6 separate regions of the Mus musculus genome follow, and regions 1, 2, 3, 5 and 6 are each linked to region 4. Evidence: chromatin loops called from intact Hi-C (ENCODE). Cell type or tissue: left cerebral cortex. All regions are shown on one strand. Each heading gives the region's core, and the rest is flanking DNA. Links, peaks and the distances in the headings are about the cores only.

Region 1 (5,278 bases), core at 554-4,553, 66 kb after region 4:
AAGGAGGAAATAGAATGACACTGTATCCATGGTACTGTACCCTTGTATTTTAGCTAGTCTGTGTAGCAACATTGTTAATAAGACCTACTGCTTTGGGGCCCAGTGAAATGGCTCAAAGTAAAAGTATCTACCATCAAGCTTGGAGACTGAATTCCATCCCCAGGACATATATCGTAGAAGGAAAGAACTGACTCTTGAAAGTTGTCCCCTGACCTCTACACATGTGCTATGGTGTGCATACACTCACACGTGTACACACATACGCTTAACATGTTTAAGACCTACAGTCTTGAACCCCAAATTCTACCAGTCCCAGAGAAACTGAGTTTCTGATAAAATGGGGTAACTGTGGAGGATGGAAAAGGAGAAACCAGCCCTACCTCTCCCTGGTTCCACTATTCCCCGGCATCCACTATTTACAGAGTGGGTGAGGCAGAGAGGCGGCTGCCTCATACAAAGTCATAGTTGGCAGTAAGTCCTGGGATCTGGGACTGGAATGTTGTGTGAGGGTGGGTCTAGGAACTGGCAAGTTGAGACTCTCACCACTTCCAGGACACTCCACCTGGTGTAGAGAAGGTGTTAGTGAGGTGAAGGTGTGTTTTGTGAGTGTGAGTGTGTGTGTGTGTATGCAAGCACACACACACACACACATGTATGCACATGTGGATGAACTGCCCATCAAGAGTGAAGTGTCTGAGTTGGGACTTGAGCCTACATTTCATGACTGCTTCCTGTCTCCACTCCCTGGAGGAGTCTCATCCACAACTTGGCGGATACCTCACTGGGATTTGTAAGACCCTGGGTCCAGAGGTGTCATTAGCTCTTCATAGGGATCAAAGTCACAGGCTTTAGGGAACAGGGAAAGGACCCCAGGGCTCATCCACTCCCTGTTTTTAGTGAATTTAAGGCTTAGAGTCTGCAAGTCACTCACAAAGATCCTTTGATGTCACCAGTTCCCTGCTTGTTTTGTTTTGTTTATAAGGTAGTTTCATCACAGTGTCTCTTGGATTCTCAGAACCAATTGATTCTGACTTAGAACCACCTTAATATTAGGCAACTCATCTTGGCCATAAATTAGAATGGCCATAAATTAGCTTCCCCATAGAGATGCAATGCTGAACTGTGAGCAGCTGCAGGGGCTCCTGCCTCTGACCTGCTCTCTTTTCCTCTGCTCCATCCTTTACCATCGGTTCAAACCTCTTAGGACAGCCTTTGCAGTGTGGTGGCCCTCCTCACAGCTTTCAGTGACTCCCCATGGCTGGAGGATGGCCAGCCTCTTGGGGCCATCTTTGTTCCTCCAGAGCCTAGGAGCCCCTTGACTGGTTCTTTCCCTATTTGACCAACTCTTCAAAATGCAAACCATGCAGAGACTCTCTACTGCTCCCAGAAATATGAATTCCTACCCTAAGGTCTTACCAGGAATTTGACCAGGACAGGTGCTCATGAGGGCACTCCAGCTGGGTCCTCGTGCTCAGCCTAGCTCCTCATCCCTTCAGGGACTTTGCAAAGTCTGCTCCTTCTACCCAGAATGCTCCAGACTGAAGTGACCACTGCCGCATGGTAGCCTTCCCTAGTTTTTAGTAGCCTTCCCTAGCTGAGTTAGTGAGACAGAAAGAGAAATCCCAGAGATTAGCACGCAAAAGGCGACATGGAGAGGTTGGGAGCCCTTAGTTTAAGAGAGCATTGTTAGCCAAGGGAGCAGCTCTGTAAAGCCCTAGTCGCCTGCACTTGGGAGGGGCGGGTACTTTGTAAATGACTCATAACTGAGGTCCTGCCTCACTTCTTTCTTGCCTCCGTGGAGCCAGATCACAACGGAGGAAAGGTTTCAGCAGCCTGGTTCCAGCAGCCTCTCGGCTCTAATAAACCATCGCCTTTCCTGTAACCATCCATGTCCCCGTACAGTTCATTGTAAAGGGGCATCGGAACCTGAGAAACCCAGCGCCTCATCTCCAGACTCAGATCCCGATCCGTTCTATCAGTGTCCACTGACAGCTGTCCTATGCCCCTGGACCTTCCGCCTCACCACAACGACCGATCTGATTGTGTGTAGCCTTTAGTTTTCCTTCTGCCCAGACCTTGAGTGCTGAGATGGCAGGAACCTTCTTAATCCCCCACAGCCTGCTCAGTGCCACGAAGGAAGCCTCACACATTGTCCATTTGGCAAGGACCTGCTGAATGAACAAATGGATTTAACAGTATTTGTCAGCTGCATAGGGTGGGTTTATCATTCATCAAACGCGTCTGCGTCTTGGTCCATGCTTGTTGAGTATCCTCTGAGGCTGCCTCCACAGGTTCCAGAGGTGAACCAGTCACCATACGGCTGCTGATCTCTCAGCCTGAAAGAAGAGACTGACATCCCCCAGGTAAAATCATAAGATAACGCCAAGTACAGGAAGACAAAGCCGACGCTAGAGTGGAGAGGGATGTCAGAGAACATCTCTCCCAGGTGACATCTCAGAGGGATGAGTCCTGGCTTCTGAGACACGACTCTCCCCTGCTTGTGGTTGGTTGGACCCAAGGAGCATCCAGGTGTGGCGAACCCGGATTCTCAAACCCTTCCCGTTGGAGCAAAGACTCAGGAGGGGGCCTTCTGTGCGGTGGGTGGGTGCGTGAGGCGGCGCGGAAACCTCAAGCTGCTCTTCGTAGCAGCTGTGACTGGGTTCTTTCTGCGTGGTGAGAGGCGGGTTGCTTTGTGCACCGAGGCCTCAGCTGATTGTGGCCAGGCGCTTGGCACCCACAGACCGCGACCGCCAGGGTTTACCGAGCACCCCCGGCGCCCGGGCGGGCCGTGCGCAGCGCGCCAGCCCAATCTCGCCTCCTATATTCAGAGTTGATTAGACGCTATTTCTGCCTGGATTTTTCAGAAGGCTCAAGAGCTTTTTTAATCACTACAGTGGCTCATTACGCTTTTGCAGTGACACTCATGTCCTTCAGTTCTCTTCTCAGATTAGATTCTATAGTCAGATGAATATTGGATGATTTCATTACATACAAATGCAATCAACAGTTTTGCATAAATTTCTTCTCTTTTCTTGAGTTTCAATTGACCCCAGCACCCGTGGTGGCAGGCGCGATCCACATGCAAATGAGCTGGGTTTGCAGCGGAGGGGAGGGGCTGAGAGGAGGCGGGCACTAGCTCCAGCCGGGGGAGGCGGCAGCCTTGATTGCTCAGGCTTTGGGAGAGGGGCTTCGAGGAGCCAGGGGTGGTGTGCGGTGGAGGGGGCTTGTGTCTAGCCTTACGCTGGCCCAGGACTCCCAGTCTGTTCTCCAGGTGATCCGAAGCATAGGCATGCAGACTATCTGGGCTCAAAATGGACAGTGGAGCCCCTGACCTGGGCACCTGGGCTCACGGCAGGATGCTAGAAGTGACTCGGTGGAGGTTCTTTTTAACAACATGTGTTTTACTGTTTTAGCAACTAGCTGGTGGGTCTCCCTGAGCATTCCTGCTACGTGGTGGCTCTGACCAGATGAGAGCCCACGGTGCTGTTGTTATTATCATTATAGCATCATTATTCCTTGTGGGAGCTTATGCTGTGGTTCTGAGAGCAATCAGCAAACGGTGAAAGCCAGCCTAAGGCACTTGGCAGAGTTGAAACCTGTCTCATAGTTGTTCTCCCCGTCTCTTTCTCGATTTCTCCAGCTCTTTTGTGATGAAGGAAGACTCTTAAGGAGTTGAGCCTCTCGAGACTCCTACAGACTCTTACAGATGTTTGGCAACTCTGTTTCCCTCGGACTGGCCAGCTCTTTCAATGCAGAGCTCATTTCTGATTCACAGGATCCCTTGATGAATGGAGGCATTCTGCACCCTGCCCCAGAAGCACCTGTCTGTCTGCACCTGGGCTCTGAGTCTCTCAGCCCATCTCTCCTTGCTCTCCTGCCTGTGATAGCCCTGAGGTCAGCAGGTAGCAAGCCGGACATGGGAGCTGAAATCACCTTCCCTAGAGCTAAACAGAGTCTCTAAGACTGACTTGAGTTTCTCATCAGAGTTTGCCTCCAGGTGTTCCTAGTGGCCATGATGAATCCTAGATCTGGGTGAAATCAGCACCATGATGGAGGCCACAGGGGGTGGAGATGAAAGGGGACCTAGCTGTACAGTTTAACCTGCCACAGAGACAGCAAGCTTCTGGTATCCCAGAATGCAGGCCTGGATGTGTCCCACCTCACTTCCTTCTGGCAAGGTCTTTAGAAAATCTCCTACTGTGAATGCAGAGTATCTGGGACCTAGAGATAGATGTGCAAATGCACACATCGTGGGGAGCCTGGCAGGGATGCACCTGATGTTATCTTCACCCTGGACACAATGGGGCCCTGAAGTAGACACAGTGACTGCCATCCATGAAGCATGATTGGGTCATTATCTGTGCTGCACAGCCTGGCTCAGGCCCGTTCCGTCCCTTCCCTAAGTCCCTAGACTGGGTATGTGGACACTCAGGAATCTGTATTTAAACCAGTAGAGCCACGGAGATCCAGAGATGGGAAGGGCTAGCAAAAAAAGTCACACAGCATTGAAGCCAGAATCTTCTGCTGTGGTCTGGAGGGTCTTCTCTGTTCTGGCTGCACATTTCTTCCTCTGTTTGTTTGTTTGTTTGTTTGTTTATCCTAGCTCTATCTAGCTTGGTCCTTTGGCCAAGATATGCCTGTTTCTCTGCTCTCAATGTTGTCTGTTGCTGTTGCCAGAGTTAACCTCTGAATGAAACAGGGTGATCTGAGATCCCAGGGCTGCCCCACTCTGAGTCCTGGAGAGAGGAGCAAGGTGGGCTGTTTTCTGACTTGGGTAGGTTTGAGCCTTTTTGCTTGTAAAGTCTAGCAGAAGACTGGGCTGTGGCTCAGTCGGTATAGTGCTTGTGTAGTATATATGAGGCCCTGGGTTCAACTCCAAGTACTAATGAAGCTGGGCACAGTGGCCCATGGCTGTGATTCCCAGCACCTGGGAGGTGCAGGAGGAAGATCAGAGGTCCAAGGTCGTTCTTGGCTACACAATGAGTTCAAAGTCAGTCTGTGCTACAATCAGCCAGCCCGTCAGTGAACCAAAGAGAGCCCTTGCTTATACTCTCTGGGGCCTGGCCACCTTTCATGGGTAAGTTCACTCGTATCTTCCACAAAGCATGAACACGTATGTATATCAGGTAATGAGAGAAACTATCCAAACAGCTTTTTTTCTTTGAGTCAGTTTCAACATCGGATACCTGAAGCTCACAAAGCTTCAGGATCTCGACACTGTGGAGAAGATGGGATTGTGTGTGTGAGTGTGACTGTGTGTGTGAGTGTGTGTGAGTGT
Region 2 (5,278 bases), core at 586-4,585, 78 kb after region 4:
GCTGGGCCTTGATGAATAGGGCTGCTGAAAGCGAAGTCCAGGCTTCCTCCTTCCTGGGGATATGGTTACAGGGGGCCAGACTTCCTGCCCCTCTGGCATCCTCTCCTTCCAGAGTGGATCTGCTGGCTTTCAGGGTAGGAGCTGAGCAGCTGGCCCAGGTTCAGACAGACTGGAGCTCAAATGTCACCTCCTCAGGGAGGCCCTCCTTGACCACCCCATAGGAACCAGCCCACCTACAGGCAGTCCTTCCTTCTGCTTAGATGGCTAGCAGTTATTTCTTCTGTTTACCTTGCACTCCAGGTAGCTGAGGGAGAGCAAAGGCTTTGCTTTGCTCATGACCATGGATTATAGTTTCTATGCCCACACATATATGCTCAGTGAATACCAACTGGATGCAGCCCTGATACGGGAATGGCTCTCATTGACCTCTGACAGTGGGATGTGACCTTGAACCTTTGCCTCTGACCTCCAGATCCCACATCATGACAACTTCATCCTCCTTTGGTTTCAGGCTCCTGTTTCTGCGGCTTCCTGTTCTACCTGTGTTCTACTGTCTCTGGCCCTGACTTGGGAGCTCCAGGCTGATCTCTGACCTCAGGTTCTGATTGTTGTCTGCCTTGGCTTTCCATTCGACCGACCGACTGTGTGACTCTGGCCAAACCTCTTGCCTTTCCTGAGCCAGCAGGATTCTTCTTCAAACAAGAGCCAACCTGAGAAGCCCAGGATGGATTTGTGACTAGCAAAGGTGGAAGGTGGCAAGGAAGGGGCTGATGCTTGAGTCCCCTGTCCCCTGGTGGTGGCCCTGGACAGTCCTGCAGATCCCTAGTTTTGAAGAACATAGTTTGAAAACCCACTTTCTTGATTTTTTTCCAAAATATTTTTTTCCTCCACGTGTGTGTGTGTGTGATTTTTTTCCTCCACGTGTGTGTGTGTGTGTGTGTGTGTGTGTGTAGAGGACAATTTGCAGGAGTAGCCTTCTGCTGCTCTATGGAGTCTGGGGATTGGACTCGGATTGTCAGGCTTGGTGGCAAGCACCTTTGCCCGCTGATTCATCTTGCTGGCCCCTTCTGTCTTTTTGTGCCTCTGCGGTGCCTTTTCTGAGGGACTGGCAGCAGCATGTCATTTCCTCCTGTCACCAAAGTGAACGGACTCCAGTGTGTGCTGGCCGTAGTGCTAATCATTGCCTCTGTAAGCAGCCTGGCACGGTCACAGGGGTATGGCAGGGCGAGCTGATGAAGCGTTGTCCCTGGGTGCACATTGTCTGGAATTCAGCCCCACCCCTCTGTCTTCCTCATGCTGATCACAAGGCCTGGAACAGTGCCCACAGATAGTAAGTGCTCAGTGAATGTACAGACAGCCAGGGAGGTTTCCTGTATGTGACCTGTGATGAGCTAACAGGCTGTCTGTTACCACCTCTGCATTAACAGTGATCTCAGAAGCCGCACATTTCCATTTGCCCTGGTCTCTTTGCGGGGCTTCCACTTGGGGGAGCCCGGGCAAGCCACCCTCGGGCAGTCGAGCATAGTCCCCTGCTCTGGACACTCAGGTTCTGCTTGTTCCAAGTGCTTGGTACCTGCTGCACGGCTGAGATGCAAATAACAGGACAGTGTGGGGGAGGGGATCGGGAAGCCTTTCCTGGGACGCCTCCAAGGGCTGATGTTAGGGGGGTTTCACTCAAGGGGGTGGGAGAGGGGCAGGAGAGAGTTCCCCTGGAAATGCTAAGGATGTGCACAGATGGCCTGGTGGTGGCTGGGTGAGTGGCCAAGGCAAGGGAGTGATAAGGATGAAGGCAGGTAAGAGAACGGTTTCAGGCTGCTCAAGCAGGTTCCCCAATTCCACTCCAGCAATAGCAGGCCATGCCAGTGTAAAACTGGTCTCAGTTTTACACCATGGGTAGAGTTGGGGGTGACTCAGACAACAAAATGTCTCAAAATCTGTTTCCAGGTTACAGTTCTTAGAGGTGAAAATGTAAATTTCCTAACAAGCCTCACCGCATAGGACACCTGCTCTGGCTAAGCCGTGTGGGAGTCCACTTCTCGTGCCTTTTCCACCGGGCCCTTTGGACTCTGTGCATGCAGGAATTTGTTTCCTAGAGGCCCTGGCAGAGGTCCTATTCCAGTTGTACCAGTGGTTTCTCCAGCCTGGCTAGCAGGAAACCTCCTTTTCCAGCCTGCCTTGCCTGAGCAGACACGAAAAAGGTGGCCTATGCTGCCACCTGGTGGTCACTTCGGAATACTGTCCTGTGTAGGGGAGTTTCCCCTGCAATGTTGCACTAAGGACTTTTACTGAGGTATCGACTCTGTCACGTGGCTTGCGTTTTGTTTTTCCTAGGCATGGGTATTCAGAACCCTGGCTGTGTGTGCAGAAGCCTGAAGTTCATAATCTGTTCTTCCTTTCTCTGCATTTCAAATCCAGACTGTGTGGAAAATGTAAAAGAGAAACTCAGTATCTTTTCTATCCAAGGGTTAAACAAGACACATTTCATTTAAAAACAAATGGAGAGAAGCTACTTGGCAGAAAGTCAAATTCCTTCCATGTCAGCACTTCTTTTCTTAATTTGGGTTTGTGTTTGTTATGTGTGTGAGTGTTTTGCCTAAAGCTTGTCCGTGCTCCTGATGCCCAGGAAGGCCAGAAGAGGGCGTCAGATCCCTTAGGACTAGAGTTTCGGGTGGTTGGGTCTCTCTGTGAAGGTTCTGGAAGCCATGTTTCTAGCCCCAAGGTCAGCACTTCTTGAAATGAAAAATATGTGTACTAGGTGCTCAAAAATCACATCCCGATTGTCGGCTGTGACACTTTAAGAGAGCCATTATGTAAGGATGTGAGGTGGACCCCATTTGCACCAGCAGGACCCACACTGGATGCACCCTCTGCACAAATCAAACTTACTGCCCTGCTGAAATACTTGTGATTGTGTGGTTATTTTCTGGGGACCCCAGACCTGTTAGGCAGCTATGGAATGCATCTCCTGCCATCCATCTTGTAAGACCAGCTCAGCTCCAGGCCCATCTTCCCCTGCTCCCTGCAGGCAGCCCTGGCTGGGCAGTACCTCATAGTGGTCCAGGCCCACGTTCCAGTTCCTGACTCCCACATTCAGAGCCCACTTTTGTTATTAGGTGCTCTGTGACCTCAGTCAGGTTGCTTGACTCAGTGCCCTACTCTACAAAACAAAGGCAACTGTGTCTCCTTCAGGGGGTTCTCTTTAGGGTGGGAAGAAATTCCATCTAATAAGTTATGCTGAATGAGGGTCATGTCTGGATGTGCTGAGCAAGGATGTGGTAGTCTGCATGGAGTGTGGCTGGGAGATCAAGTTCACCTGCGCTTCCAAGTTCAGAGATGATTTGCATGGCGTCACTGAGGGGCCAGCTGGTGTCCCCACATTCGTTCTCTGTCTCCAGACTGAGGGATGTTGCCTGACGCAAAGCCCCATGACTTAAGCTATGCACTTGGTTTCTCCCATGGCCAGTCCCCCACTCTAAGACAATAGAAGTGTGGTTAGCCCACCCTGAGTCACATCCTTCTGTTCTGAGGAGACATAGTATCTACAAGGTCCAGAGAGCTTCCCAGAAGCCTTAGGGTGAAGTCAAGCCCATACTACACAGCTGTACCTAGAATGTAGAATGTCGTGCAGCTTATATGCATTGGTAGAGTCTTAGCCATTATTACACAGTTCCCATCTACTTCCCAGAGGCCCCTCTCTGCAACCCCAGGGCCTTTGCACATGCTGCTTTCTCCGGGAAGAGCATTAGGGGTAAGCTAGGCGCCTTTTCTGTATGTTTCTGCCCCTCCTATCATCTCCACAGCCTTGTCAGTTGTCTGAGAGGGGCAAGCCGTTGTCAATCCTGTTCTTTCCTATCCTGGTGCTCAGACAGAGTAAACATTAGGCAGCCAGTTATTAAGTTAATTTTTAATTCCTCACTACAGAATGGAACTTAAAAACCAGATCTGGAAAAGGATCTGAATGCAGAAGGCACAGGTCTAATCAAGAGCCTGTTACCTCCTTAAGCACGCAGACTCAGCTAGTAGCTGCGCTCTAGGTTCAGGGCCAAGCCTGTGTGCTATCTTGTTTCTCATTTAGATCTTGTGTGCCTAATTACCTCCATGGTAGAGAAGCTCACAGGCGAATCTCCCACGGGCACATGGGAAGAGCCAGGCAGGACTCTGGCTCCTGAATGGCCTCTTGAAAGGGGCTTGGCGGCAGCTCGCCTGTCTCTAAAGGGCCGTGAGGCACAGGAAGACAGGAAGCAATGTACCACAGGTTCTGAAGATTAGAAAATTAGATTCCATTTTCACAGGCCCCAGGGCCTTCCTAGGAGGAGGCCATGTCCTGGGGAGGGGATGATGGCATACATGATAACCCCACTAAGGAGGGGGTAGGAGCCTGCACACAGGGTAGCCCCCCATCTGTCATGGGAGGAGGAGGAACCAGCACACATGTAGCCCCCATCTGCCACTAGGTAGGGGAAAGGGAGGAGGCTGCACACAGGGTAGCCCTATCCTTCTGTCAACTGCTGTTTGAGGTCCACACACTGCTGTTTGGGAGGCTGGGACCTAGAGCTGGCATCTCCCTTCATGTCTGTCCCCATCTCTGTTGAGCCCAGGCTTGGGTGGGGAGAGAGGGCCTGAAAAAGAGGAAGGAAGATTGCCTGGGTAGAGGTCATCCAAAGAGCAGAGGGAGGAGGGAAGGAGGAGGGAGGAGGGAAGAAGGAAGAGGGAGGAGGGAGGAAGCCCCTGGGAGGGAGCCAGGGTTCAGGGTTTCCAGGCACAGGCTGAACTCTGGTTCTGAGAGGAAAGGCACTCCAGGGTTTTGGAGTGGGCCACCTGAACTTGACCCTCAGGGCAGGTAAGCAGAAATCAAGGCCTCAAACAGACTCTATCCTGAGAGCCTACTGGGAGAGTTCTGGGGGCCAGAAGCTCTGGGCTCAGCTCTGTAATGTGTTCTTGGTCAACCTTTCCTGTGGGGGTGGGGATGGGGCTCAGTCTACTGCTCTGTTGAATAGAGGTGTAGGTGGGTGACTGCAGAGAGACTCAAGGGGTGCAGAGCAGGTGGGGGAGGGGGCTGGAGGTCAGGTTTGATGTGTCCCAGGGCCCTCTGTCCACAGGCTCACCCCTACCCCCACCCAGCTTCTCCTCTGCCCACAACACAGACCACAGCTTTCTCTTCTCCTTTTCTATTTTCAGATATCCTAGAGTTCCAAGGAAGGCCCAGGCTGGGCCAAGAAGCCACCTCCAGAATGCTGTTGTGGTGACACAGAGCACGCAGGGTCCTTCCCCAGCTCTG
Region 3 (5,278 bases), core at 719-4,718, 140 kb after region 4:
TGAAAAACAGGTAGTTTTGAAAGAAAAACACAGCAGATAAGGTTCAAAACAAATTAAAAATTGGGGCTGGAGGATGTATACCATGTATTTAACATGTGAAGTCCTGGGTTTGATCCCCAGAACCAAATAAAGGAGGCAATAATAAATAAATACTAGCTGAGATATAAGAAGTAAAAGAAAAAGTGGAAATATTCTGGTGCGTGTGACCTTTGAAAGGTGTTTGGATCCCAATGGCTTTACCTCTGTGAAGGGATTAGTGGGGCTAGGCTATCAAAACTGCCTCTCAGTGGTGCTTCTTCCAATAAGATCCCAACTTCTAAAAGCTCCATGTTTTAGTGTTCCACCACTGTGAAGAGACATCGTGACCATGGCAATTCTTACGAAGAAAGTATGTAATTTGGACCGGCTTACGGTTTCAGAGTTTCAGAGTGTCATCATTATGGTGGGGAGCACAGAGGCAGGCATGGTAGCATGACCTGGAAAAATAGCTGGGGACTACACCCTGATCTACAGGCAGAGAGAGAGAGAGAGAGAGACAGAGAGAGACAGAGTGAGAGACAGAGAGACAGAGAGACAGAGAGAGAGACAGAGAGAGAGAGACAGAGAGAGACAGAGAGACACAGAGAGACACACACAGAGAGAGACAGAGAGAGAGAGAGAGAGAGAAAGAGAGAGACACACAGAGAGACAGAGACAGATAGAGACAGGCAGAGAGAGACACAGAGACAGACAGAGAGAGACACAGAGACAGACAGAGACAGAAACAGAGAGACTGGGTCTGGTGGCTTGGGCTTTTGGAACCTCAAAGGTCACCCCCAGTGTAACTCTTTTTCTTCTTTTTCTATATAACACTTCCATCAATTTTCTGGGAGTTTCACATCATGTACCATGATCACAGTCCCCTCCCAGTCTCTCCATATCCTTCACCCCATCAAAGAAGTAGAAAACAAAAATTAGTAGGAAAAGAAAAACCAACTAACCAACCAACCAGCCAACCAACCAACCAACCAACCAAGTCCTCTTTGTGCTGTCTATACATCACTGGAGCATGGTAAAACTCTCAGTAGCCTGCCCTGAAAATAGAACTGAGCCCTTCTCTTCCCATACCTTAACCAGAAGCCATCAGTTGTGGGGAACTACACTTCAGCATCTCCCTCACACTCATTTCCTGTCCTTTAACAATTAGTGCCATTCCCTGGCGACTCAGCATTCAAATATATGAGCCTGTGGAGATTATTCTTATTCAAACCACCACACTCCAAAAATGTCCAAAATTGTACTTGTTGCATGTACTATGTGTTCCAAAACATGAACTTGTGAAGGATACTTCACACTCAAACCACCAACCACATTTTGGACTTACTTTTTCTCTTCCAGACAGTCTTACACTGTAGCTCAAACTATCCTGAAACTCACTATATACACAGACTGATTTCAAACTCATGACAATTCTTCCTTAGCCTTCTACATGAGGGAATCACACACACAAGCCACCATGTCTCCAAATTAATTCTCAACTAGGTCATTTCTATAGTATTTGCTTCACAAAATAGACAAATCAAATTATAATATCAAAAAAGTAAACAAAGCAACAACAAAGAGAACCTAAGAGTGTTTCATCTAATGGCAAGTTGGGAACCCGTCCATGGATTCTGTGGAAACATGACTGCATTCTTTATATGTTTCTTTTTTGCTTTTTTTTTCCCCAGTTGCATTTCTCCACTCTCTTTTTTTCCTCTGTGGTCACTCCCATTTAAAGAAGGAATTCTTGACAGCAGCATTGAGTTGCAAATACCTTCAAGTTAAGTTTAGTTTTTTTTTTTTTTAATTTTAACTAACACATACTTGTGAAAATTACATCAGCTAGAGATTACAGTTTGTCTCAAGATAACTTCTTACTCAGGCGAACATCACAAATCTCTGCCTTCACTAACATTCTGACTCAGCTTATGTCATGAGTCGAATATATTCCCTAAAATTTCATATAGTGGAAATTTAACACTCAGTAGGTTGGTGGTATTTGGAGGTAGGGCATTTTCATTAGAAGGAGATGAAGTAATGAGGGTGGGGCCCTTATTATGGGATTAAGAGAAGATTAGAGCTGAGTGTGTGGTGTCTTTTTTTCCATGCCAGCACACAAAGTCTTCACTAAGCACGGATGTCTTCATTTTGTCTTGTCTTCATAGCTTGTACAACTGTGAGACACACATTTTGTCCTTTTAGTAATCATCCAGTCTGTGCTGTTCCATTATAAGAACAGAAAATAGATGGAAACAGCCTACAAATTCTGTTTTCCATCATAGCCCATTGTAGAGGGAACATATTAGTGATTAAATTCATGGCAATTTCCTAACCTTACCAACAAAAATGCTGTTTTCTTATTACCCATGCATTTTCCATAACTAGCAGTTGCTTAACAAAATTCTAGGCTCCACATAATCTAGGGTCATGGCTGTCCTTCATGCTCTAAGGGATAAGTATATTATATGCTAACTCATGTTATATGCTAACTCCATGGGGCTAATCCAATGATGATCCTTAATGAATTCAAACCCAGAGCACTGTAGAGAGCCAGAATTCCCTTCGAAGACCTTATGAGGGAGTAGCAAGAAATCCATGTTTATCCGTCATCCTGCCTATGCTGAAGTAGTCTCATAAGGGCCTCCTCTTGCCTGAGCCTACAACACTTCAGGCTACTGCTGTTTAAGTAACAGATGCTAAAGCTATCTATTTTGATGATTGCTCTTTGGTAAGGGGCATACGTTTTCTTATCCTGAGTTATTGACAAACAAGATGCTGAGTCAGTCTAGCAAAGCTTGTAATCCATCCAAATACCCTTTCATTGTATTTCTGGGCCAAGTGCCAAGTTCAGCCAGTTTCTTGGAAAAGGCCACCCTCTAGTGGCTAGCTTGAGTACAACAGCAATTCTTCAGGAAAGTTTTTTACTTGATGTAATATATGGCGTGAACGCCCAAAGAAGAGAAAAGTTAATAACATCAGAAGATAGGAGAAGGGCTCTGGGAAAGAAGAGAAAAGTTAATAACATCAGAAGATAGGAGAAGGGCTCTGGGACAGTAACTGTGTTCATGTGAATTCACATTCAATAATATACAGAGCTAGAGTTGCAGATGGATGAGGCTTCTAGGTAGCAGAGAGTCAGCAATAAACATGAGCTCTAAATAGTATCATTAAATAAGAGTGATCTTATACTAAACCATTTCTTCCAAGCTAGGCATTGTTAGAATGAAAGGGTCTGTTTTGTACTCCATCTGCTTTATAGTCAATTGCTTCATGGCTTGGTTAGGACATTTTGAAAATAACAATCAACTTAGACTACTTTCCCTTTGAAATTCACATAGGAAGTTCAGGCACAGAGAGAATGCTAACGAAGACAATCCACATTTCCAAGCTATACTCATGCCTAGCATTGTTAGGAAATCTGAGTAATAAGGAATTCAGAAGTATGCTTTAGTTTATATTTTGGAAGGTAACCTAGCAAAAGGGTTTAAGAGCACAAACTCTAGGATCCGAGTTTGAATCCTAGTTCCTTATTCACCATATGGATCTTAAACATATTATTTTACTTCTTGTTGATTCTGTCATTTCTCTTGTACAGTTTAGTGGGGTGGTATGGAAGGTAAATGTACTGATGAACATAAATTATTCAATACAGCATCTGGCATGTTGAAAATAGTATGTTTTACCATTGTCATTGAACAGATTCTGCGTGTGATTCTCTATCCCTAAGAGATGGAATGTGTTGCATAAAGTGGATATTTAAGAAGATTTTCTTGCTCGGTGACAGTATTAATTAATGCAGTGAAAGAAGTTGAGGTTGGATGAGAAAAGTAATTAGTACTCACCACAGAAATATGATTCAGTCTCTAATGAATGAGTGGCTTCATTATTCTTCTTAGTTCATATAGGAAGTAGATCCAGGCAGTCCATTTTTTTTTTTTTTACTTAGATAGAATCTAGAAACATTAATCAGTCTTCTATTGTTGATTTGGCACTTGAATCAGAAATTATTTTACATTAAATGGATAACCAAAGTGATATCCCCTTTACTATTTAAAAAGCGAATATACTTTATAGTTCAGGTAATAGAAAGGTTCTATTTTGTGCACTCTTGTTATCATATTTCATTGGGCATTTTTCTCTTCTTGTAACTTTGCATGTCACAGTAACACTCAAAAACATCAAAATATAAATATTTTGATTAAAAAAATCAAATTCCCAACCTCCCAAGTTCCATTTAGCACAACAGACTACCAGCATGGTATATGCTGTCATGAGTGTTGCTGCCAAGAACACTTATAGTGCCAGTCTAATTCGAGTGTACTTCATGATCCAAAACTGAACTATGCTCCCAAGATATTGCTACTCAATTACCAATGCAATCCAGTCCAAGTATCCCAACTGTTTTGGAAGTTTCAGGGGAAAAATAATTATTGGTATGTGACAATAATGTCTTGCCAATATTTCCTTCTTGGGCATCAGACATTGCATGAATATTGATTTGTGTTGTTCCCCATTTGTCTCAGTTGAAGGAGCAAACCCCAGTGAACCTAGTTATCCCTGTGCCTTATACCTTGGTACCCAGTTGTATCTCAAACCTTGGCTTATAGCATTAATCTTAAGTAGTCTCCACTCTTATCCGTATGAACTACATTCTGAGATCCCTAGTGGATGACTGAAACTGAATCAAATGCTACTTAAACAAGTTTGGGGATTTAGCTCAGTGATTGAGGGCTTATGGCACAAACCCAAGGTCAATGAACAAAACAAAATAAAATAAAATAAGAAAACCACTGGGACTCAAACTAAAATGCTATCTATCTATCTATCTATCTATCTATCTATCTATCTATCTATCTATCTATCTATCATCTCTATCTATCTATTCATTCTATGTTTTTCCCCCCACATAATATCTGTACCAAAGTTCAGAACCCCAAAGTTAAGAACACTTTACAACTTCTCTTTGACATATCACAAAAATGACTCATGCATGTTGGGGCCATTGTTACGAAAGACAAGGGTTATCTGAGTACAAGCACTGTGATATCACGACAGTATGTCTGTATCTGATAACCAAGGGCATTACTGAGTGACTAGTGGGTGGGAAATGTATACAAGCGTGGCTCTGCTGGACAGAGTGATGAGTCATGCTTTGGACAGGATGGAGTAGGACAGCAGATCTCATCACATTACTTATCATGTTACATCATCTCAAGTGTATGAACTGTTTTTTTATCTAAAACAGTCTCTGTACCAA
Region 4 (5,278 bases), core at 663-4,662:
AGTTCCCTTGGGATAGCCTTCTGGCAGCCATAGTTACCTTTTAGGATAAGAGGTACTGTTATGTGGAGAGTCTTAAGTCTTTGAAAGCAGGCTGTGTGACTTAATTATCTAAATTTTATAGGCCTCAATCCCCTCAAATGTAAAATCAGAGGCAACTGTTCTTATTTTACAGGACAGTTGTGAAGATCACATACATCACAAAAATCACTGTATTTAGCAACAGTAAAACAATATATATTAGCTATTGGTCAGGTTTACTGTTTTGTTAATAATGAGATGGTTCTCCTTAGTTATTACAGTTCACCATCTGCTTTCTTTGTGTAACTTTTGCAAAGAGTGAGTGTTAGGAGATGTCTTAGTCAGGGTTTCTATTCCTGCATAAACATCATGACCAAGAAGCAAGACTGGGAGGAAAGCGTTTATTCAGCTTACTCTTCCACACTGCTCTTCATCACCAAGGAAGTCAGGACTGGAACTCAAGCAGGAGCTGATGCAGAGGCCATGGAGGGATGTTACTTACCGGCTTGCTCAGCCTGCTCTCTTATAGAACCAAGACTACCAGCCCAGAGATGGTCCCACCCACAAGGGGATCTCTCCCCTTGATCACTAATTGAGAAAATGCCTTACAGCTGGATCTCATGGAGGCATTTCCTCACCTGAAGCTCCTTTCTCTGTGGGAACTCCAGCTGTGTCAAGTTGACACAAAATAGCCAGGACAGGCTCATACACACAGAGTTAATAAACCTAAAAGATCTGTAAAGATAAATCCTGCTTTCCTAATTAGTTAAGGTTGCTGAGAAGAAAAAAAAGAGTTTATAGATGAAAAATGAAATTTTAATAAATATACAATATGATAAAGGAAAGGTAAAGGGACAGAGACGATAGCTGCCTATACCAGACTTCAGACCTCCCTCCTAGGAAAAAAAAACAAAAAAAACAAAAACCCAAACCCCCAAACCAAAACATGTATCTTCTGTATCTAGAAGTGCCTCAAGCTCTGCCTTGTACGAAATACTCTCCATTCTCGGATATTTTTGAAAAAGAGAACTAAATTTAAAAACGGCAAAATATTGAAGTAATTGACAGATACTGAGACAGGCACTATCATTTAACGACTCTTCAGTTTAGTTCCCTTATGAGGAGAGTACCTCATTAAAGTCTGTAGCTCTGCCAAATTCTACCCCTAATGCCTTCAGAACCATGCTGAGAACTCACCCAACACTGAGAAAGCTGTGTGACTGGGGGTTGCACTACTTCAGACTGAGAATGCTGGATTTGAATGCTAGAACTTCTGATGTTCTCACGTCTAAAAACAACTGTAACACCAAAAAGATACTTAAACATGCCAAAGAGGCCATGTATAAATAGGAAGAGTACAGGACATGGGGCTAGAGAGACTCGACTCAAAATCAACTTTTCCAACTACTGTGCCTTTAGTAACAGTCCCTCCCTTAGGTATCTTCCTCAGGATCTCTGCTCCTGTGTGTGAACACAATGAGTAGTTTACTTTTTGCCTATGTTTCTAAAATAATAAAAGCTCCTATGGCATAGGGCCTTGATCATGGTTCTCTATGCCCAGCATATTGTACACTGCCTGGCTCAGAGTTGGCACTATTTTCAATTCTCTTCTTTCCTGAGATGGAGACAAATTCCTGCATCACGTGGTCATTTTAAATAAGAATATACATGTGACAGCTCAGCTCATGAAATTTTGAGAAACAAACAGTAAAGTCTAATAAGTTAGTATGTGACTATCAAGTCTTTTGGGGGTTGCAAAGGCGACAACTCCTTTGAGTAACATGTTCACAAATGCCAATCTACTCCTCCCGGCTGAGCGGTATCTACTCTAAAAGTCAGGAGGGGACTGGGGTCGCTTATTCTTACACGTTAACCACGGGGTCAGGCCAACAACCACGGCACCCCGATTCCTGGCAGCGAAGTCACTAATGGGATTGTTATTTCCGGCCAGAGACAGGACAATCCGGGGCGGGGCCTAGAAGCCTGCGGGTGAGGATGGTTTTCGCCAAGGCCCCGCGGCCAGGATGGCACTGAGCTTCGGGTACTCACCTGCTAGCCTCAGAGCTGTGCCCTCAGCTCATGCCCCGAAAGCAGCTTCCGACGCTGGGGTCCGAGCGAAGGACCTGAGGTTACCTCTGCCGAAACACCGCTCGCCGCCTGGCCGCCCGTGACGCACTACGCCTGCGCCGCCGCGCTGGCCCGTGACGTCATGACGCCCGCACCTCCGCTGTCCCGCGTGTGTTTCTCTATAGTCCCGGCCGTAGCTGGTGAGTGGCCTTGAGTGTGTGTGGGGGTCGGCTCTCAAGGAGTGGGCGGGATTCGAGCTCTGGTGACACTTTTCTAGGCTCTCGGAGGGACCTCGTAGGGCTAGGATACTATCCGTGACTGGTTCAGCAGAGTTCGGCTGGACCTTAAGGCCGGGGGCGGGACTTCTATGCTCACAAGGGTGGGGCGGGGCCATTGTCACTCAGCCGACATTTAGAGCCTTGCCTGGGAACTTGGTAAATAGTTCCTGATGCTTAAGACGTCACCTGACAGGAATAATGCCTTTTCCAAACAACCCTACACGCGGAGGTGTAATTATTCCCGGTGGTGATGAAGAAACAAAAACTCAAGCGCTGTCTTTACCAAGGTCGCGCGTCTCCCAAGTGATGAAGTTTGAATTCCACCCAGGCCTGAGTCGAATGCCTGGGGCTTTTAAAATCATCATTCTGCTGACCAGTGGGCAAACAGTTGTCATTTCGATGGTGCTTCATCATTCCCGTGACTCTGGCACATTTTACAGATTAAGATCACATACTTAGGAAGCACTAGAAGCAGGACAGTTGCCTAGGCCATCTCAAAGTTTGGTGCTTTTTTTTTTTTTTTTCCTTCTCATTCCTGTGTTTTTATTAACTCACACACAACTACTTGTCTTCTGGATTGTTGAAGCAGTAAGGCAGGCAACACTCACCACAGTAATGTCTGTCAAGGTAACTAGCCATGAACACTCTAGCCCCATGTTGATCAGGAGGACATTTTCATCCACTTTATAGTATTTCAGCACAGCCAACTTAACCTTCTTATTCTTATTCTTCTTGGCAGTGCTATAACCCTTTATCCTTTTCTCAGGACCACCATGAAGTCTCAGCACACCTTTTGAATGTTACAGTCAAAGTATGGCCATCTTTCAGCTGCTTGCCAGCAAAGATCAGCCTCTGCTGAGAGAAGGAATTCCTTCCTTATCCTGGATCTTGGCCTTAACATTTTCTATAGTGTCCGAGGATTCAACCTTTACTGAGACCTTCCATAAGGGTCTTCGTCTCTTCCTCTTGTAAGGTCTGCATGCTCGGGGTGGTTTCACCACAGATGGTGGATCGGATCCACAGTGCTTTCTCTTTTGACCACATTCCATTGAAATTCCCAGAATCTTAGAGAACCCATAGTTGGAAAGCCAGGAAACTTGATTTGATTCCTTCAGTGAATGGCCGAGGATACAAAACCAAATTAGGAGAAATTATTTGCTATAGTTCTCATCTGGGGTAGAGCTGTGATCCATGCTCTTTGAATGTAAGTGGTTGTGAATTCCAAAGTTGCATGTGATAGGGTTGATGAGGCGGGTACATTGGAATCCAGGTGTCCTAGTCTTTACGTGAAGTCTTTGTCCACTATTCCTCCTTTGGCGTGTGCCAAGGACATTTGGATGTTGTATTGAGTCAGGTATTCCAAATACCTTTCTTTACATGGTACTGAGTTTGTAAAGAAGCACACCATGTTCCAAGCAGAGAACTGGAAATCCAGGGGATAACGGAAGCAGTGTTGAGAAATAGAACCCAGGACCAGCCATCAGAGGTGTAGATTCCAACTCTGGTGCCAGCATTTTGACATTTGGCAAGGATTTAATCTTTGTGGAAGTCCATTATCATACTTAGCACATTTGTATGATGTCTTTATTTTTGTACTATACTAAGTACAGGGTACAGTAATAGACAAGTAGGTTAGTAGGTAGATTCGTGTACTAGAGCTGTTGTGAAGTGCCAGCAGTCATATGGAGATATTTAGATAAGGATCAAGTAATTATACATATTTACTTTTATTGTTAAAAATTATGTGCTGTGATGAAGTATTGGCATGAAAGCTGCATTTCAGGAAATGTGACCAGTTTAGTTGGAAGAGCTGGCCAATGACCCTGTGCTCTGACAGAATGATGATAAAGAAGAATGGATGGTAAAGAGATAAAGGGAGAACATTCCAAGCAGGGACTAGGGATGCGGGTGGCGCACGCCTTTAATCCCAGCACTCAGGAGGCAGAGGCAAGCGGATTATCTGAGTTCAAAGCCAGCCTGGTTATAGACTGAGTTCCAGGATGGCCAAGACTACACAGAGAAACGTTGTCTTGTCAAACCAAAAAAAAAAAAAAAAAAAAAAGAGAGAGAGAAAAAAGAAAATAAAAAAATGTATGTTGTATATCAATACACAGTGGTTGGAAGGAGTTGCTGGAGCAGTAGATAAGCCAGGATATAGGTTCATAAATGTATGAAACTGTTAAAAGAGTCTATAAAAAGCATTATTAAAATATTCATTATTTAAAATGAAAAAAAAAAGATGTGGTGGAAGTTGTTGCTGAGAAGGACTGACCTCCTCAAGGTCACATGCAGTAAGAGGAGAAACGGATTCTCTTGTGAGTGGGTTAGTTATTGGAACATACTAGAACTCTCCTAAGTTTCTTCTTTAGTTTTAGTGCTTCATGTATGCTGACCTGACTGTTCGTGTTCCTAAGGTTAAAGACCCAAAGGACTGCTTTATTGAACTCCACTGTGAAATTTCCTGGCTTCTGTGCAGTGAAATGTATGCCTCAAGCATTCCAGCAATGTGGTTATTTATAGAGTTGTCTTCCGGTTCACTTGGATTGGGTCTGCTTTTTGGTACTACATTTTCTGTCAAAGGTTGTTTATTTCTAACCCATTTTAGTTTCCTGTTGCTTTGTGGATTGGTATTATGGCCCACAACAGGAACTCCAGGAAACCTGTCATGCACACTGCAGCCAGATTGAGACCCTGTCAATTAAAAAAAAACACTAAACATTATTATATACCCATATTTGGGTATAAATGTGAGTTGGACATTGGCTATATTAGGTAGAAACTTAGATTTAGAAGTGTCACACAGAGCTAAACTTTTGTGAACAGTTCTTAATAGTATTTGACTATTACATATCTTGGATACTTAATCTCTGAGCCTCAGTTTTAACACGTACAAAGTGGAGACTGTAATGTTTTAT
Region 5 (5,278 bases), core at 741-4,740, 130 kb before region 4:
AAATCCATGCACAGTGTGGTTGCATTGATCAAAATGCCCACCATTGGCAAAGGTAGGGCAGAGCATAGATTCCTAGAGGACTGAGGTGCTAAGTGGTCAGGGCTCCTTGTGGATACGGGAGGGGGTTTTTCTTCACAGTGATAGAACATTCTGGAATTAGGTGGTTATAATGGTTGTTCAGCTTTGTAGATTACTAAAAACCCACTAAAATGTGCACTCCAATGTGAGAGTTACATAGTAGGTGAATTACACCTCCATATTTTCAGTTTTACAGGGATGCCCAGTGCCGGTCTGGTGAGAGGTGTGAAGATGATCAGAGGAGGAATGGGTTGTCTGGCCAGGCAGTGTGGGCGCCCTCTTCAGCACAGCCAGCGTGGCCCAAGTGATTCAGGGCAGATGCCTGGCTTGTGACCCAGGCTCCTTCCTACTCGGTTGACTCTGTGATTAGGGTCCAAATGGAGCCCTCTACCTTCAAAGGCCAAGGCCAGAGACCGCTCTGACTGCTCAAGGACTCTGCAGGGCTGGGCAGGGCTGGAAAGCTACCCTATGGGTAACAGTTGGCCCTAATGGTTCACAGAGAGCTTACACCTGATGCTCCTCACCTGGGTCTGTCCATATCCTGCAGGAGGTGTGGTCATAACTCTGCCCTGCGATTTCTATGCTAGCTGCCCCTTCTCCTCTTAAGAGGACAGAGCTGCATAGAGTGGACTCAGCCTTGAGCTGCACTACTCTTATCTGTGGTATGGGATTCCCTGGCTAGCCTCAGCTCTGGGCACCTGTGGTGCTTTGAATAGGTATGACCCCCCATAGACCCATGTGTTTAAATGCTTGGCCATAGGGAGTGGCCCTGTTAGGGGGTGTGGAATTGTTGGACTGGGTGTGGTCTTGCTCAGATCAAGATCTAGAGCTCTTAGCTCCTCCAGCACCATGTTGGACTGCATGCTGCTTCATGGTGATAATGAACTAAATCTCTGAAACTGTCAGCCAGCCCCAGTTAAGGGTTTTCCTTTAGAAAACTTGCCACCAGCTCCTCAGCCATGGCCCAGGGCTGCTCAGCCTCTCGCCTATCAGTGAAGCAGCTCAATTGGGCTGCAGAGTCTTCGGTTTAGACCCCAGAGCAGTAGATGCAGGAGGCAGAGGCTTCTGTGAGAACACGAGTGAGCAGGTGAGCTGTTGGATGGGGGACGGGCACCCATCACACCTCAGCAGGCTAGGCCTTCTGAGTGCTTCACAAAGCTTGGCTGAGTACTGCGTCAGGGACTCACAGGAGTCGGTTCCCACCAGCTCCCTTCAGCAGCTCCCACAGGCACAAGCTTAGAGCAACTGTCAGGGAGACATGAGGTCCAACTCGGCCTGGGTCCCAGAAGGGTGAGTGGAAACTGGTGACTCTGAAGGCCTGGCCATGGGTGGAAAATGTCTGCTCAGGGACAGGAGTGTACTTGCCTGGTGGCACTTGGGAAGAAGTGACTACACTCTTGTGATTACAGTCCTAAGGCTAGCCCTTCTAATTCCCAAACCAAAATGGTGGTATCAAGACCCGACTGAGTTAGATCACCCCCAAATCTGGAACCATAGTGTGTTGTAAGAGAAGGATTGGGCCTCATGGCCACTTGGGTGGCCCAAGGTTGGCCTTCTGCATACCAATCCTAAAGCTCTCCAGAGTCTGTGAAATGCTATCCAGAATCCTGGATGTGTTTCCCTGCAAAGGCTGGAGAGGGCTATCTACTGGTTCAGGGTAACACCACAGGAAATCTGGTACTAGCCAACTGTCCACTCACTGCTGTCCTGACCTTCTACCTGGGCTTCTCTGTGCTTTGTCTCTCTGGGGAAAATTCTGTCCTCCGGGCAGGAATCATCTCTCCCTGCAGACACTCTGGCTCTAGACAACCCTGCCATTTCTGATCAACTAAGGCTTGCTTTGGCAGACACAGGAAGAAGAGCCCATCCTTTCCTTCATCTCTAGTGAGGCGCCCAGACAACAGCTTCTCTGAAGGTCTGATCACACGGCCATGGTCAGGACTACTCATCCTGACCCATGGTATTGCCGCTGTCCTCAGCAGGCATCAGAGAATGCACAGGCAACTCTAGGAGGTACCCAAGGATAGGGCAGGGTACCTCAGACACATGGGGTTGCTGGGGAAGTAAACTCTTGGTTGTTCGGATGTGTCTTGGGGCCCAGAGACAGCAGCAGCATGGACTCATCCATCACAGGGAATGCTGGGAGTGGAGGGCACTTCCCCAGCACTCAGTAGGGAAGCCTGAGGCATCTTTAAAGGCGATGATCCCCCACAGGTTTAGCCAGATCTTGTGGGACTGTCTGGTCTCCCTCTCCCTCAGCTTGCCCACAGGCTCTGTTCTTGTCCATACTAACTGTGCCTTTGATTGCAGTGTGGGGGTAAGAACTGCAGAGTAAAGTGTTTGAAATATCTTGGTGTTCGGCTGTTTCACCTCTCAGAAAAGAAACAGGCCCACCCAGTCCTTAGATGAAGAAGCCTGGGTCAAGGCTGGACCTGCTTTTTGCTTCCCTCTAGTGGTCATAGGGTAAACTGCAGCCTGTTTGAGCTGCATCCAGTGTTGGCCTCTATCTCTTCCCTGGAAAACTCTCCTCACTTCTGCCCTAGGGTCCTTTTTCCCTTTTCCTACTCTGAAATGTCCTGAAAGACAAAAGTCAGCCAAATGTCCTCACCCAAGGCCATTCCCCCCCCTAGACTGGCAAACCTGAAAGATGGATCAGCTTAGACTTGCTGAGTAATTGCTAAGTACCAATTTCAGGGCTCAAAAAGTCACACCCAGCCACCGCAGGTCCTTTTCTCTTGTTCTCTTATTATTGACATGGCTCTCTTGAAACTCTCTCTGTCCTTGGCCTCCTAGATTGTCCCCTACCTCCCTGGAGGGTCCTGCTCAGCTGTCTCTGGTCTTCCAGGTCTCTTTGTCCTTGCCTGCAGGTGTTTCCTTAGCCAATGGCCTACTGTTCTTGCTTACATTGGAAGATGGATCACCAAGCAGCCAGGTGTCACATCGAACTTTCAGACCGGGAGCATCAAAGATGTCAGCGTCTATGAGTTGGCGGATTTTTGTAGCACATGTGCTCAGTTTTACGATGAAGTACCCTTCGATGCATGGTGTGGGGTGAACACCAACATCTTCAGTGCTCAGAGACTCTCAGAGCTCCACCTGAGGGACTTCTCACAGTCTCCAGGCACCTGTCAGACTTTTCCAGGCCTGATGTCACTTGCCTTCCAGATCTATATCAGTCACTTTTTATCACTGTGACAAAGGATCTGAAAGCGACAAACCACTCCGTGGACAAAGGATTTGTTGCGGCACATGGATTTGGTCTATGGTCAGCTGCCTCGGCTGCTGTAGGCCGAGACAGAGCTGAAGCATCATGATGGAAGGGTATGGAGAAAGAAGGCAGCTCACATCATGGTGGCCAAGAAGCAGAGAGGCAGAATGGGTCAGGGACAAGATGTGCCTTTCAAAAGTGCACCCCCAGTGGCCCGCTCTTCCAACCATGCCCTAGCTTATAACAGACCACTTAACTATAAAGTTACATTTATACTAGTTCACTTACGCAATTAGCACTCTTGTGATCCAATCGCCCCTCGATAAGCTAGGAACCAGATATTGAACCCACATAACTTCTCTAGGATGGGAGCCCTCCTCCTGAATGGGTGTTGCTAAAGACAAGTTCTAGTCCTGGGGGGTTGAGGGGGAAGGCAGCAGAGAATTGAAATGAAAGGAATAGATGTTGCCTGGGTACCAACAGGCTCCTTTGTAGTTCTGGGAAGCCAGTCTGAATATAGCAGAAGTCCAGAAAAACCACCAGAGGGCAGTGCTGCCCCACTCACGGCCTTTGGGAAGGCCTGTCTTTGTGTCTTGGTACTGAGGTCTTTCGAGGAGAATCAGGGATGCGTGTGGGGGGGTGGGGGGTGGAAGTTACTTTGTGTGTCTCCTGGTGGGTTAGGATGTTTGTGGTATCCATTGCTCACATCAGTGCCTTCACACCCAACCACCAGGAAAGGGAATGTTGGTCATCTCGGGGACGTCTGAGCAGGATGGAGCTCAGAACCTGTAAAACCGTCATTTTCAAATGTGTTCCAACTCTGGACCATAGGCCGTACGTGGTCAAGAGAGCTATGTATTCTGCTCAACCCAAAATTATAAACTTCTTTAAAACAGTATGAAGGAGTTTGGAGGAGGTGGTTGCTATGGTTATTTTATTCTGTGACTCAGTTCTATGATTTTGTGCATGGCCTTTGTTGATGACAATGTTATATGGCAATGTCAATAGGATGGACAGCTGGAGAAATGGCTCGGCAGTTAGAAATGCTCATTGCTCTCTCAAAGGACCGGAGTCCTTTGAGACACCCACCAGGTGGCTCAAGGTTGCCTGCCGGTGATTCCAGTTCCAAGGGATTGGGTGTCCTCTGGCCTCCTGGAGCAGCTGCATACACATGATGAACAAAAACTCATCATACACATGAATAAGCAAAAATTATATTTTAAGGGGGCACAGCCCCCTTGGTAGAGTATTCACCCGCTATGGTGTGAACATTGGTGGGACCTACCTCTAACTCTAGCTCTTGATTGTTGAAACTAAAATTCAAGGCCATCCTTGGCTACGTCGTACAGAGTTTGAGCCAGCGTGGGCAAAAGATTATCTTCAAAAGAGAAATTGGACACATCTGATCGAGTCTTACTACTTCCAGGCCTCGGGCACTGGATCAGAGCAATGGTGGATCTTAAGAAAGCCATTCTTGTCATTGGCTAGAGTCCAGGTTGACCTGGTTGGTGGGATCCATATAGGTTGGGGGTTCAAGGCATTTTTCCCCAGTCTCACGCCCATTCCAGCCCACCAAGCCCCAACCGTGCAAGTGAAGAGTGAGCATGTGCCCACATGGCAGAGGGTTTATTGGTTTTCTCTGCCCTGAGCCTTACACCAGGACTCCTGGTGACTCAGTCAGCGCTGGGAGCCTCTCAGGTCAGAGCTGAAGAAAAGACATGAGTGTACTATGCTAGTAGCTATATCAGGCTATGCTTGGAAACAGCGCTACTGGGAGCAAACTGTCTCCTGCCTGGAGAAGAGAAGGATGGGTTAGCTATGCTGAGAAGGATGCTTGCACGCTGGAAGGATAGGGTGACTACTTACTGGAGGCGCCAGGCAGAGAGGGACCTTCAAAGTCTTGGGATGTGCCTCGTGGGGGAGGGGAGCGAAACAGCCATCCCCCTTACTGCCCCCCTCTCCCGCTCTCTCCTAAGGCCCAGAAATCTATGA
Region 6 (5,278 bases), core at 563-4,562, 88 kb before region 4:
TTCCTAAACAGCAAATAGACAGATTCACTTGGGACACGACAGCCATCCATCAGAATTGTGGCTCTCCCCGGGACTTTGGCGTAACATCACTATCACCGAGGGAGCAGAGAACTTGAGGTGTAACCGTGTCCTCTTGCCTGCTTCCTCATAACTGAGGAAGCCCAGCAGTCCCCTCTCAAATTTACCCAGCATCCTCTGTCTCCAGAACACAGAACTTCAGCATCCTTCCTCATTAGCTCGTCCACAGCTGCTCTGCAGTGCCGCCTTCCATAGACAGCAAGTGTGTGACTGAGCCAGACAAAGCCAGTACTGCCCTTGCTCCCAAAAGTCACTTCCGTACCACTTGTCATAGAACTTAGCTTGTGGCAGGCCTGCGTCCTTATTTATGTAAAATGGGGCATGATGTACATATGTCCTAGGACCTCCTGAGGGTCCAATGAACTCATCTATGGAACAGAATGTGTCTGACACATAAAAGGCGCATCAGTACTGGCTGTTGATTAGTTTTTACTCTAAATTATCAACACACCCGAGGAATTTTTAACCCAAAGCTTCTGGATGGTTTTTCCCTGGGGATGTGACGTGACTCCTTGGTCAATGAAGTCCAAGGTAGATTTTACCTGCTCCCCAAAGCGGCTGCTGCTCTTGGCCTCACTGGGTCTGTCATGTTGCAAACCTGACCCCGATTCTTCAGCCTTTTTTGCCTGTGTTAGGAGTCCACTGCAAGTAGGACTCGCTCCAGATGGAGGTTCTTATCTTTTGCCTCTGTGAAGCACAGCTACAAGTTGCCAGGGTTATTCTGTAATGGCCACTGAGCTAGTCTTCCTGCTTTACCTGCTGTCAGTCTAGTCTCTGTCAAGCTGCTGAAGTGACCTCTGAAACGACAATTCTTATTTCACGCTGCTGGGACAATTCTTATTTCACGCTGCTGGTACGACAACTCAGAAGCCAGCCCCCAGAAAGAGTCATGCTTAGGTACAGAGTAAAACCTGAGCTTCCTATCTGCTGTTCAAGGCTTTCTGAGCCCAAACTGTCCTCCACCCTTCTCACCAGACTTCATACAGGGGCCTGTGCTGCTCTCTCGATGCAACTCAATTCACTACATTCGGGATCCCCTTTCAGGCCCCTGACTCCCCCACAACTTCATCTTTGTACCAGCCTTCAAATGCCATGTTTTACATTAAGCCTAATGTGGCTAGTCTACCCATCTTATATTCTCATAGAGAACTGTACAGCCAGAGTCATCTCACTTTGAGCAAAACCCCTTGTCCACAAGTGCTGAAAGCTACTCAAAATGACCAAGCCAAAGAAAGGGCTAGACATCAGCTCCAACATCAAATCTGCTTGCCCGCCTTTCATGTGTTAGTACTAATCATGTGTTTTAACTTTTACTACTCTGGTTATTTACATAATTATATATACCAATTGTGCAAACTTTAAAGAGAAATTTATTAGGATGCTTTTGCATGAAATGTTTGCTAAGCCAAATTAAACATCTAACAAAATATGTCAACTCATGTTTGACCAGTTACACGGTGGGATAAGAATAAAAGACTGGCTGATAGGAAAATCCTTTCTCTCGCCTCTAAGTCAATTTCATATAAATATGCTAACAATTTCTTCATCTGAGGAAAATACCAAGTTGCCATCCTCACAGGTTTGTGAGAGCCTACGTGAAGTCGTATAGGAGAACATTCAACACAGTGCCTGCCATGACAACACAGCCATCTTTTCCCTCTGTCTCACAGTATAAAGTCCAAACTGTTCCCGCCTCGTCAGTGACTTCTCTAGAGGCTTAGCACCGCTAATCTAACAGTAGGCTGACATCAGACAGCTCTCAGCTTCCTCGACAACACGGTTCTACAAGTCCTTCCTCACTCTGTTGCACTTTGGCTGAAAGATTTAACAGGCTGGGTTTCAGAAAAGATCTGGGTTCCTGTTACAAGTCTTCCATACACTGTCTATGTGACCTTGGGCAAATCGCTTCTACTCTTGGGGCCTATTTCTGGTCTACAAGGGAAACCAGTTATACCCTACCTTACTTTGTGTTCCAATTAGCAGCCCGGCCTTTAGAAATGGAGTGATCATGTTTGTGATAGTTACAATAGCACACCACTTTTACTTCACGTTTCACAGAGCCATGCACTGTGCTGTACAGCCTCTTTATCTGTCTCTTTATAAAACTATAAACTATAAGAGCTGGGCACTGTCTCTTACTTCCCATTGCACGTGCACATAACAAATACTTAAATGTCTCTCGAAGAAGTAAATGCTTTACTTGTGTCCCATTACCAAAACACCCTGGCCCATGCCAGACTCACTGTCCAACACGTACTGTGTGCTGCCGCGGCACCCAGGCCTGCTCTGCACCGAGATTTTGACAGACTTGGAAGGGGAAGGTGAGCACCAAGAGGAGGCAGGCTCGCCTCACCGGGAGGGAGAGCAAGGGGCTAGGTGATGCTAATGGAAAGTATCACCCGATTCACAAGAAGAGAGGCCGGTCGCAGTGCGCACAGGAATGGCTGGAGCCAAGGCGAGATGTGACCATGCAGGTCGCAGAGGCCGGAACCGTGCCTGGGCCCGCCTGAAAGCTGCAATCCCAGGCTTCCCGCCTGCCCTCAGGAAGAGCCTCACCTCCTCCACTTTCAGCTCTTCCAGAGTTGGCAGCTCCACTATCCCCGGCATGACGGCGGTAGCCGCGACCCTGACCAGGTGCCCTCGGCCGTGTCGCCCGTCTCCTTCAAGTCCCCTTTGGCTGGCCAAGACTGCCCGGTACCATCTGCGCATGCGTCTCCAGCGACGCGCAAGCGCACTGCTCTAGGGCCGCTGGAGGAGGCGAAGCGTAAGCCATTCCAGGAAGTCTAGCGGTCCCGAGGGGCGGGGCTTCATCTGGTCTCCGCCCACATCTCCTGGTTGTCATAGTGACGCCAAGACAGCTGAAGTTGGTGTCTGTTAGACACTAGCTGTTAACATGCAGTACACCGGGAGCCAGTATTTCGGGGAATACATAAACGGGAGGTAAGCCCCCATTCGTCCATGTCTCCACTTTCAGGCTAGTGAAAGACAACTGTTTTTAAGCCTCCGCCAAGGACCCTCAGCCAAATGCTTTCAAAAACTTGTTCAACTATAGTGCTCAAGCACAGATACCTAATAAGTCGCATAGGTAGGATTCACTCATTCATTCTTTCATTCATTCATTCGTGTGTGTGTGTGTGTGTGTGTGTGTACGAGCGCGTGCGCGTATCCCCTGCACCCATGACCATCTGTAACCAAAGTTCCTCTTCTGGCTTCTGTAGGCACCAGGCATGCACATGGTACACATTATATACATGAGAGCAAAACATACACATTAAAAAATAAATATTTAAAAAATTATGCAGGCAAAGAAAACTAGAAAATGGTATTCAGAGCTGGAGAGATGGCTCAGCAGTTAAGAGCACTGACTGCTCTCCCACAGGTCCTGAGTTCAAATCCCAGCAACCACATGGTGGCTCACAACCATCTGTAATGAGATCTGATACCCTCTTCTGGGATATCTGAAGACAACTACAGTGTACTTAGATATAATAAATTAATAAATATTAAAGAAAAAGAAAAGAAAGTGCTATTCGGCAAATACTGATTTTTCTCTGTGTCCAGATTTTGAATTTGACCCTGGTCAGAATCCCTGCAAACACAGTGGGACGGTTAAGCGTAACACAGTTATGACAAGTAATCAAGGTCAGCCCTGTGGTCAAGAGAGGCAGACCACATGTGAGATGGTCACTTTGCCTTGCCAGCAGCTCTGGATGAAGAAAGCAGAAAATTTTTTAGAGCTGGAGAGGCCGATGCTGGGGGGGTGGGTAATGGACAGATAAGCGATAGTTGTTTGGGCTATAAAGCACTTCATGGGGCTGTAGAGATGCAGAGATGAAGGAGGATCTGTATGCACAGGCTAGAGGAACTGCAGGGTGTTTTGAGGAAGCAGGAGTAGTGGTCTAGCCAAGCACAGGGACAGATTCTTAGAGAGAGTGGCAGTAATATATATAATGGGATGCTGTCCACATCTTCAGTCAGCTTTGCAAGGGAGATGGTATTATCTCAGCTTCAAGGTTAAAGGGTAAAAGGGAGCCTTAAAGGACTCAAGACCCTTGTCTAACCCTTTGGAAAGTGGCAAAGATGCTTGGGTGTGCAATGCCTTTCATGACAGTGAGACAGTTCAGGCTGATCTTGCAAATAAATGGTGGAACTTAACAAAACAACCCAGCTAAGTGAGGGAGTCGAGAATTTCTACCCAGCTTTGTGTCTAAACCATATCATTTCTTTTCATGAGGCAAAAGTTCCTACAGCGAAAGTTTTGACAGGTGGAGGTGAAGGATTGGGCTTGGGCACAGAGATTGAAAAACCCACACACATCTTGATTTTAGGTTTGTTTTGATTTGTGTAAGAGCCCTGGCTATCCTGGAATTCGCTCTATAGACCAAGTTAGCCTTGAACTCAGTTATCTACCTGCCTCTTCCTCCCAAGTGCTGGGATTAAAGGTGTGTGCCACCACTGTCCATTGGCTGTCCTTCATATGTAGAATAAATTAAAACCTAATCTTTGGTTATATAGACTCCCCATTGCTGATGGGAATATAAAATTGGACAAGTACTTTGGAAAAGCTTGGCAGTTTCTTAAAAGTAAGATAGCCATTTCATTTCTAGTTATTAACATGATAAATGAAAATCTATGCACACACAGAGGTGTGCTTGTGAGTACTCCTTCTAGCTTTATATAATGGAAACTGTAATGACTGAAAACTAGAATCAAGCAAGACATTCACCAACATGTGAGAGGACAAACAAGTGTGGTATATCCATTCACTGGAATAGTATACATCAAGGAAAATGTTGGTTCACATAACAGTAACATGAGTAGATCTTAAAGGAATTATATTAAATGAAAGGAATCAGAAATGTCCAGCAAAAAAAGGAGTATATATGATACTTTTTATATTAAATTATGGGAAATCAATTCATGAAAATTGGTCAGTTTTTGCCTAGGGATGAGGAATGGGGGGAACAAACAAAAAAGATTAAAGAGAGTAAGCATAAACTGTGGTGGTGGATATATTAATCATATTGACCATGAGGGTGGTTTCCAGGATTTTTTGTCAAAATGTATGAACTGTACACTTTAAGTATGTGTATGTGCATGTCAACTATGCTTCAAAATCTGTTTTTAGCCACATTTTAAAATCCATGATTTGCATGTACCATATCTAAATATAAAAAATGGAAAACATGGTATAATAGCT

Evidence for each region. A loop is a pair of places that touch in the nucleus more often than their neighbours do. Peaks named below come from ENCODE experiments on the same cell type or tissue, not always from the same donor. Only the 100,000 strongest peaks of a DNase experiment are listed, where the experiment ranks them.
Region 1: a loop joins it to region 4, with 2.4 times the contacts of the local background. A loop is called at or near these places in 11 of 42 quality-filtered maps.
Region 2: a loop joins it to region 4, with 2.8 times the contacts of the local background. A loop is called at or near these places in 9 of 42 quality-filtered maps.
Region 3: it touches region 4 in a loop (1.9-fold over the local background); 2 of 42 quality-filtered maps call a loop at or near these places.
Region 5: it touches region 4 in a loop (2.3-fold over the local background); 5 of 42 quality-filtered maps call a loop at or near these places.
Region 6: it touches region 4 in a loop (9-fold over the local background); 10 of 42 quality-filtered maps call a loop at or near these places.

The regions. Positions count from the first base shown.
Region 1 is chr2:36,200,504-36,205,781 of GRCm38, forward strand. No RefSeq gene overlaps it. Among named protein-coding and RNA genes, the nearest start is that of Gm46735, 11 kb to the left of the region's middle. In left cerebral cortex, for the core only: a CTCF peak has its summit at 2,764; DNase peaks (open chromatin) are centred at 1,830, 2,777 and 3,064; H3K4me3 peaks cover 1,129 bases; H3K27ac peaks cover 1,269 bases.
Region 2 is chr2:36,212,014-36,217,291 of GRCm38, forward strand. It overlaps a transcript of Ptgs1 not described here. Among named protein-coding and RNA genes, the nearest start is that of Ptgs1, 16 kb to the right of the region's middle. In left cerebral cortex, for the core only: a CTCF peak has its summit at 2,227 (motif pointing left); DNase peaks (open chromatin) are centred at 2,212 and 2,590.
Region 3 is chr2:36,273,858-36,279,135 of GRCm38, forward strand. No RefSeq gene overlaps it. Among named protein-coding and RNA genes, the nearest start is that of Ptgs1, 46 kb to the left of the region's middle. In left cerebral cortex, for the core only: a CTCF peak has its summit at 2,890 (motif pointing left); a DNase peak (open chromatin) is centred at 2,862.
Region 4 is chr2:36,134,415-36,139,692 of GRCm38, forward strand. Rbm18 (RNA binding motif protein 18) reads right to left here and starts at 2,290. Exons shown (of 6, transcript NM_026434.4): 1 at 2,068-2,290. It overlaps Mrrf (mitochondrial ribosome recycling factor), which reads left to right and starts at 1,984. Exons shown (of 7, transcript NM_026422.2): 1 at 1,984-2,285. In left cerebral cortex, for the core only: no CTCF peak of the experiment used is centred there; a DNase peak (open chromatin) is centred at 2,319; H3K4me3 peaks cover 1,964 bases; H3K27ac peaks cover 1,276 bases.
Region 5 is chr2:36,005,739-36,011,016 of GRCm38, forward strand. No RefSeq gene overlaps it. Among named protein-coding and RNA genes, the nearest start is that of Gm39798, 23 kb to the right of the region's middle. In left cerebral cortex, for the core only: CTCF peaks have their summits at 2,528 (motif pointing left) and 3,817 (motif pointing right); DNase peaks (open chromatin) are centred at 2,525 and 3,826.
Region 6 is chr2:36,046,558-36,051,835 of GRCm38, forward strand. Ndufa8 (NADH:ubiquinone oxidoreductase subunit A8) reads right to left here and starts at 2,781. Exons shown (of 4, transcript NM_026703.3): 1 at 2,635-2,781. The coding sequence starts at 2,685. It overlaps Morn5 (MORN repeat containing 5), which reads left to right and starts at 2,916. Exons shown (of 5, transcript NM_029309.2): 1 at 2,916-3,018. The coding sequence starts at 2,972. In left cerebral cortex, for the core only: no CTCF peak of the experiment used is centred there; a DNase peak (open chromatin) is centred at 2,850; H3K4me3 peaks cover 1,993 bases; H3K27ac peaks cover 757 bases.